2 separate regions of the Homo sapiens genome follow, and region 1 is linked to region 2. Evidence: chromatin loops called from intact Hi-C (ENCODE). Cell type or tissue: psoas muscle. All regions are shown on one strand.

Region 1 (4,000 bases), 97 kb after region 2:
AGCTCTGGAGTACAATTAAGAAGATGCAGCAATCTAAAAGAACTGAGAACACCCACATAGAATACGGTAGGAAGCGTTTTGCCTGCATTCACCTCATTCCCCAGACAAGCAGAGCCCAGTGAAGAAGAATTTCTTCTGCTGTGAGTCCCCCAGTTGGGAAAAAAAGAGAGCAAAAGGACTTGGCAGGCTTCACCATCGAGGACCCCAGCAGTCATTGTGCTAAGGCCCTGCAGTCTTTGCCAAGAGTAACCCCAGCTGCCAGAGTCACCCAGAGCCCATCAAGCTACTTCCTCATGCCAGCCACAGATAAAGGTCTTTCCCTACCAAAGACAGTCTGTAAAGTTTGAAAGAGGTGACTGTTTCTTCAAATGCACAGACACCAATAGGGTCATATCTTAAAGATATTGTGGTTTGGGTTTCAGACCACTGCAATAAAGTAAATATGCAGTAAAGTGAGTCACACAAATTTGTTGGCTTCCCAGTGCATATAAAATATGTTGATATTATACTGTAGTCTATAAAGTGTGCAACAGCATTATTTCCAAAAAACAATGTACATATCCTAATTTAAAAATACCTCATTGCTAAAAAAAAGGCTAATGATCATCTCCTTGATCCACGGGCTGCAAAATAGATGTTGTGTTAGCAGGCAAAAATCAACTTTAAGGCTGGGCATAGTGGCTCATGCCTGTAATCCCAGAAGTTTGGGAGGCCAACGTGGGTGGATCACCTGAGGTCGGGAGTTCGAGACCAGCCTGATCAACATGGAGAAACCCCATCTCTAGTAAAAATATGAAATGAGTGAGGCATGGTGGTGCATGACTGTAATCCCAGCTATTCAGGATGCTGAGGCAGGAGAATCACTTGAACCCAGGAGGCAGAGGTTGCAGTGAGCCGAGATTGCACCATTGCACTCCAGCCTGGGCAACAAGAGCAAAACTCCATCTAAAAAAAAAAAAAAAAAACCAATTTTAGTTTTCTTATCTATCTCCATCAGAGAGAGATCTTGGGTGACTAAGCACATTGTCAATGAGCAGTAATATTTTGAAAGAAATATTTTATTGTGATAAGTAGGTCTCAACAGTAGGATTAAAATATTCAGTAAACCATGCTGTAAACAGATGTACTATCATCCAGTTTTGTTGTTCCATTTTTAGAGCACAGGCAGTGTAGAGTTAGCATAACTCTTAAGGGTCCTGGAATTTTCAGAATGGTAAATGAACACTGGCTTCACCTTAAAGTCATAAGCTGCATTAGCCCCTAATGAGAGAGTCAGCCTGTTCTTTGAAGCTTTGAAGCCAGGCATTGACATCTCTCTAGCTATGAAAGTCCTAGATTACATCATCTGATAGAAGACTGTTTCATTTACACTGAAAATATGTTGTTTACTGTAGCTACCTTCATCAGTGATCTTAACTAGATATTCTGGATAACTTGCTACAGCTTCTAAATCATCTTTTACTGCTTCACCTTGCACATTTATGTTATAAAGATGACCTATTTCCTTAAACCTCATGAGCCATCTTCTGCTAGCTTCCGACTTTTCTTCTGCAGCTTCCTCACCTCTCGCTGCCTTCACAGAATTGAGGAGTGTTAAGTCATGGCTCTAGGTTATGGCTTGGCCTAAGGGAATATTGTGCCTGGTTTGATCTTCCATCCAGACCACTAAAACTTTCTTCATATCAGCAGAAAGTTTGTTTCACTTTTTTTAAAATATCATTTGTGTGTTCACTGGAGTATTACTTTTAATTTCCCTCAAGAACTTTTCTGGACAAGGCATGGTGACTCATGCCTGTAATCCCAGCACTTTGGGAGGCCAAGGCAGGCAGATCACCTGAGGTCAGGAGTTTGAGACCAGCCTGACCAACATGGTGAACACCATTTCTACTAAAAATACAAAATTAGCTGGGCATGGTGGTACATGTCTGTAACCCCAGCTACTCAGGAGGATGAGGCAGGAGAATTGCCTGACCACAGGAGGCAGAGGTTGCAGTGAGCCAAGATTGTGCCACTGCACTCCAGCCTGGGTGACAGAGCAAGACTCCATCTTAAAAAAAAAAAAAAAAAAAAAAAGCTTTTCCTTTGCATTCACAGCTTGGCTGTTTGGCACCACAGGCCTAGCTTTTGGCCTGTCTTGACTTTTAACATGCTTTCCTCACTAGGCTTAATCACTACTAGGTTTTGATTTAAATTAAGAGACATGCAACTTTTCTTTCACTTGAACATGTAGAGTCCATTGTAAGGTTATTAACTGACCTAATTTCTATACTGCTGTGTCTCAGGGAATAGGAAGAGAGATGTCTCAAGGGAAGAAAGAGAGATGAGCGAGTGGCTGGTTGGTAGAGTGATTGGAACATACACAACATTGCCGTGGCTCATGCCTGTAACCTTCCACTTTGGGAGTCTGAGGAGGGCAGATCATCTGAGGTCAGAAGTTCAAGACAAGCCTGGCCAACATGGCAAACCCCCGTCTCTACTAAAATACAAAAATTAGTGGGGCATGGTGGTGCACACCTGTAGTCCCAGCTACTCAGGAGGCTGAGGCAGGAGAATCACATGCTGAGGATTTCTCAGCAGAAACCTTGCAGGCCAGGAAAGAGTGAGATGTTATATTTAAAGTACTGAGAAAGAAAAAAAATTGTCAACCAAGAATATTATACCTAGCAAAACTATCCTTAAAAAAGAAAGAAAGATAAACTTTTTTTCAGACAAACAAAAATTGAGACAGTTTGTCACCACTAGATCTGTCTTGTAAGAAATGCTTAAGGGAGTTATTTAAATTGAAATGAAAACATGATAAACAGCAACATGAGAGCATATGAAAGCACATATCTCACTGTCTATATATTCAGTAAACCATGCTCTAAACAGATATACTGTCATCCAGGATTTATTGTTCCATTTATAGAGCACAGGCAGAGAGTGGATTTAGCATAACTCTTAAGGGCCCTAGGATTTTCAGAATGGTAAATGAGCATTGGCTTCCCTTTAAAGTCATGAGCTGCATTAGCCCCTAACAAGAGAGTCAGCCTGTTGTTTGAAGCCAGGCATTGACTTCAGGTAAATATATAGACAAATACAGAATAATGTATCAATGTAATGGCATTGCATAAATTACTTTTAACCCTAATATCAAAGTTAAAAGACAAAAAATATTTAGAATAAATATAACCGGGGCAGGTATGGCAGCTCATGCTTAAAATCCCAGCATTTTGGGAGGCTGAGGTGGGTAGATCAGTTGAGGCCAGGAGTTCAAGACAAGCCTGGCCAACTTGGTGAAACCCCATCTCTACTATAACTACAAAAATTATCTGGGTATGGTGGCACACGTCTGTAATCCCAGCTACTCAAGTGGCTGGGGCACAAGAATCACTTGAACCTGGGAGGCAAAGGTTGCAGTGAGCCACGATCATGTCACTGCACTCCAGCCTGGGTGACAGAACAAGATTCTGTATCAAAAAAAAAAAAAGGCACAACTATAACCACAAATACCTGTTAATGGATACACAATATAAAAAGAAATAAACTCTGGCTACAAGAACAAAAATATGTATGTATGTGGCAGGGGCAAAAGTGTATAGTTTTTGTATGTAATTAAAGTTAAATTGTTACAAACATAAAATATGCAGATATAGCTACAAGATATTCGATTCCAGCTTTGAGGTAAACACAAAGAAAAAAAATAATAGGTGCACAAAAGATAAAAAGAAAAGAATCCAAGTAAATCACTGCCAAAACAAAGAAAAAATCACCAAATAACAAAAGAAGATAGAAAGTAAGGAAGAGAACAAAATAACTGCAAAACAAGCAAACAGAAACAACAAGATGGCAATAGTAAGTCCTCACTTACCAATTTACTTTAAATGTAAAAGGACTGCAAGAGACTCACTTTAGATTTAAGGACACACATGGGCTGAAAGTGAAGGAATGAAAAAATATATTCCATGCAAATGGTAACCAAAAGAGAAGAGGGTTGGTTATACTTATATCAGACAAAATA
Region 2 (4,000 bases):
GAGTGAGACGCTGTCTCAAAAAAATAAATAAAATATTACACTTTGAGCAAACAATACCAAAGCAAAACAACAAAAAATTAAAGCAATAGATAATGCAAAATTCAGTTATCAAATAGTCAAATGAGGGAATAAGTACTTGCTTTGTTAAAAGGATCTGCAATAGAACTTTCCATAGCAAACTTCCCATATATTAATATGTGATTGTTTACATTTTTCAGAGGTTCAAAATTATACAGAGCTGGCCACGTGCAGTGGCTCACACCTGTCAATCCCAGTACTTCGAAAGGCCAAGGCGGGCAGATCACTTGAGGTCAGGAATTCGAGGCCAGCCTGGCCAACATGGTGAAACTCTGTCTCTACTAAAAATACAAAAATTAGCTGGACATGGTGGGGTGCATCTGTAATCCCAGCTACTCGGGGGCTGAGACACGAGAGTCACTTGAACTCGATTCAAGCGATTACAGAGGTGGAGGTTGCAGTGAGCCCAAGATCATGCCACTGCACTCCAGCCTGGGCAGGAGAGTGAGAATCCACCTTAAAAAAAAAAAAAAAAAAAAAAAAAACGAATTATACAGAACTTTTTAAGTTGACTTCCACTAACCCCTCACATCTTTAAAAGCACTGATTTAAAAAAAAACGTTAAGGCCTTCAGTTTGGCTTACCAGAGAGTTTAAAGTGGAATTTGGCTCTTTGCCCTTTGGTAATGCCACGAACTAAGAGGCAAAGAAATGGCCCAAGTAGCTTGCTTGTGGCTTTTCTCCCAGAAAAATGAGTGCTAAGAAGTTCTTAAAACACTTCCATAGTACAAATCACAAATCAGAGTGATGCCCTTTACCCAGGAAAGAAAACATTAATGTGGTTGGTCTTGTTTTTGTTTTTTGTGATTGAGTCTCACTCTGTTGCCCAGGCTGGTGTGCAGTGGCACAATCTTGGCTCACTGCAACCTCTCCCTCCTGGGTTCAAGCAATTCTCCTGCCTCAGTCTCCTGAGTAGGTGGGACTACAGGTGTGTACCACCGCACCCAGCTAATTTTTTGTATTTTTAGTAAAGATGGGGTTTCACCATGTTGGTCAGGCTGGTCTCAAACTCCTGACCTCAAATGATCTCCCCTCCTCAGCCTCCCAAAGTGCTGGGCTTACAGGCATGAACCACCGTGCCTGGCCGAATTAATGTGTTTTTAAACCAAAATCCTGACATTTATTTGAAACAAACTAGGCAATCCTTCACAGTGCTTCTAAAAGCCCAGACCAAGCCCTCCTTTTAGAAGAGCAAGTCTCATGAGCAGCGTGAGGTCAGAGATGATCAGGTCCATGCACATTTGTGTCTTTCCACAATGTCTGACTTTCTTGAAGTAATCTCAATCACAAAAGCCACGAGCTGCACGGAGTTCCTAAGGAGGCAGTTTGCCTCAGTGCTTCCCATTTGCTCGATAGTCAGAGCTGCAGTCACACAGGCTCAAGCCACTCCACAAGTCAGTCAATGTGGCAGATCATACATAATAGTATACTTAAAATATAAATGTTATAGATTAAACATGCCACAACAAAGTAATATTGAACATCAAAAGAAGAAGGATAGGAAGAAAGGGTTAATGAATCAATTCAGGGAGAGCGACTAAGGCAAAAAGAATCTCCTGGTCTGCGCCAGGCAGTCCGAGAGCCTTCAGTGGCAGATGCCAGGTGATTATCATGATTAACAGCAAGATGGTGTAGTTAAGACGGCCATTTCAAGCTGCGCAAGTCCTGTTCTTTTTATAGCCACAGTCCTCTAGTGAGGACTGAGAGTGGAAAAGTGTGCTTGTTGATGTCCTCATCTGGTTGGATGCAGTCTTTATTTATTAAGCAAACATCTTGTCCCTGTTCGCAAAGTGCCCTATGAAATATAAGATGGAGTCTCTAAGATGGAGTTACTTATGTCAAGGGGCTTGACACAGCAAAAGAACAGATTTTTATATATTAAGAGTCTAATATTTACATTTTTAGATAGTGGTGTGGCAGAGTGTAGGTGAAAAACACCTTTTTTTTTTTTTGAGACGGAGTCTCGCTCTGTCACCCAGGCTGGAGTGCAGTGGCGCAATCGGCTCACTGCAACCTCCGCCTCCCAGGTTCAAGCAATTTTCCTGCCTCAGCCTCCTGACTGGCTGGGATTACTGGCGCCTGCCACCACGCCCAGCTAATTTTTTTTTGTATTTTTATTAGAGATGGGGTTTCACCATAGTGGCCAGGCTGCTCTTGAACTCTTGACCTCGTGATCCGCCCGCCTCAGCCTTCCAAAGTGCTGGCATTACAGGTGGCAGCCACCGCACCCAGCCAGAAAAACACCTTTTAAGATGAGAATGCAAGAAATGAAAATGTTATGTCCACACAAAAATATGTACAGAAATGTTCATACCAGCACTATTCATAATAGCCAAAAAGTAGAAACAATCCAAATGTCCATCAAATGATAAACGGATAAATAAAACATAGTAAATCCATAAAATGGAATATTATTTGGCAATTAAAAAAATGAAGCACTCATAGATGCTACAATATGTAAGAATCTTGAAAATATTATGCTAAGTGAAAGAAGCCAGTCACAAAAGACCACATACTATATTATTCCATTTAAATGAAACATGCAGAGTAGGCAAATCTTAGATTCATGATGGCCTAGGGCTGGGGACTAGGTTAAGAAAGAAATGGAGAGTGGCTGCTGATAGGTACAGGTTTCCCTTTGGGGTGATGAAAATGCTCCAAAATTGATTGTGGTGATGGTTGCGCAATTCTGTGAATATACAAAAAAAATTTACTCGTACACTTTAAATGGGTGGTTTTTACGGTATGTGAATTATATCTCAATAAAGCTCTTATTTTAAAAAAGAGAGAGAAGAAAAAAGGAAGAAGGAAGAAAAAAAAAGGAGGAGGATGAGGGCAAGGACAAGAAGAAGAGAGAGGAGGAGGAGGAAGAAAAATGAGGAGGAGGAGAAAGGGACGAGGAGGAAAGCTGGGCATGGTGATGTGTGCCTGTAGTCCCAGTTACTCAGGAGGCAGAGGCCACCCTGGGCAACATAATGATATGCCGTCTCTAAAATAAATAAACAATGAAGAAGGCAGTGTGAACGACCAACTGTGTCAAACACCGCTGAGAGGTCATGTAAGACAAGGACTAAGAATGGACCATTGGATTTTTTTGTGGGGTAAAATATACACAAAACTTACCATTTAGCCATTTTTAGGTGTACAGTTCAGTAGCATTAAATACATTCACACTGTTGTGCAACCATCACCACCAACCATCTCCAGAAGTTCTCACCTTTCCCAATAAAAAGTGCAGTGGCGCAATCTTGGCTCACTGCAACCTCCACCTCCTGGGTTCAAGCGATTCTCCCACCTCAGCCTCACGAGTAGCTGGGATTACACGCACATGCCACCACACCCAGCTAATTTTTGTATTTTTAGTAGAAATGGGGTTTCACCACGTTGGCCAGGCTGATCTCAAACTCCTGACCTCAGGTGTTCCACCCGCCTTGGCCTCCCAAAGTGCTGGGTTTACAGGCGTGAGCCACTGCACCCAGCCCGATATATCTATTTTCTATGTCTACAAATATAACAGTCTCAAAGCATACTCAAATACGGGGGGAATTAGGCAGGAGGGTTTGACAGAGGAGTAAAGAAATTTGAGCTAAAAGACCAAGAATGAGTTTGTATCTGTCTGCTAGTGGTCTGTTTCCTGAAGCCCGTAACTCAGGAACTCCTGAAAGTATAAACTGGTTTGGTTTTTTGTTTTTAGTTGTTATTGTTGTTGTTTTCAGACAAGGTCTCACTCTGTTGCCCAGACTGGAGTGCAGTGGTGCAATCACGACTCACTGCAGCCTCAACCTCCTGGGCTCAAGAGATCCTCCCGCCTCAGCCTCCCTAGTAACTGGGACTACAGGCATGCGTTACCATACTCGGCTAATTTTTGTATTTTTTGTACAGACAGGGCTTCGCCATGTTGCCCCGGCTGGTCTCAAACTCCT

Evidence for each region. A loop is a pair of places that touch in the nucleus more often than their neighbours do. Peaks named below come from ENCODE experiments on the same cell type or tissue, not always from the same donor. Only the 100,000 strongest peaks of a DNase experiment are listed, where the experiment ranks them.
Region 1: a loop joins it to region 2, with 3 times the contacts of the local background. A loop is called at or near these places in 25 of 110 quality-filtered maps.

What each region holds. Positions count from the first base shown.
Region 1 is chr11:34,375,610-34,379,609 of GRCh38, reverse strand. No RefSeq gene overlaps it. Among named protein-coding and RNA genes, the nearest start is that of ABTB2, 20 kb to the right of the region's middle. In psoas muscle, no CTCF peak of the experiment used is centred here; no DNase peak of the experiment used is centred here.
Region 2 is chr11:34,472,561-34,476,560 of GRCh38, reverse strand. No RefSeq gene overlaps it. Among named protein-coding and RNA genes, the nearest start is that of CAT, 36 kb to the right of the region's middle. In psoas muscle, no CTCF peak of the experiment used is centred here; a DNase peak (open chromatin) is centred at 1,660; H3K4me3 peaks cover 408 bases; H3K27ac peaks cover 1,339 bases.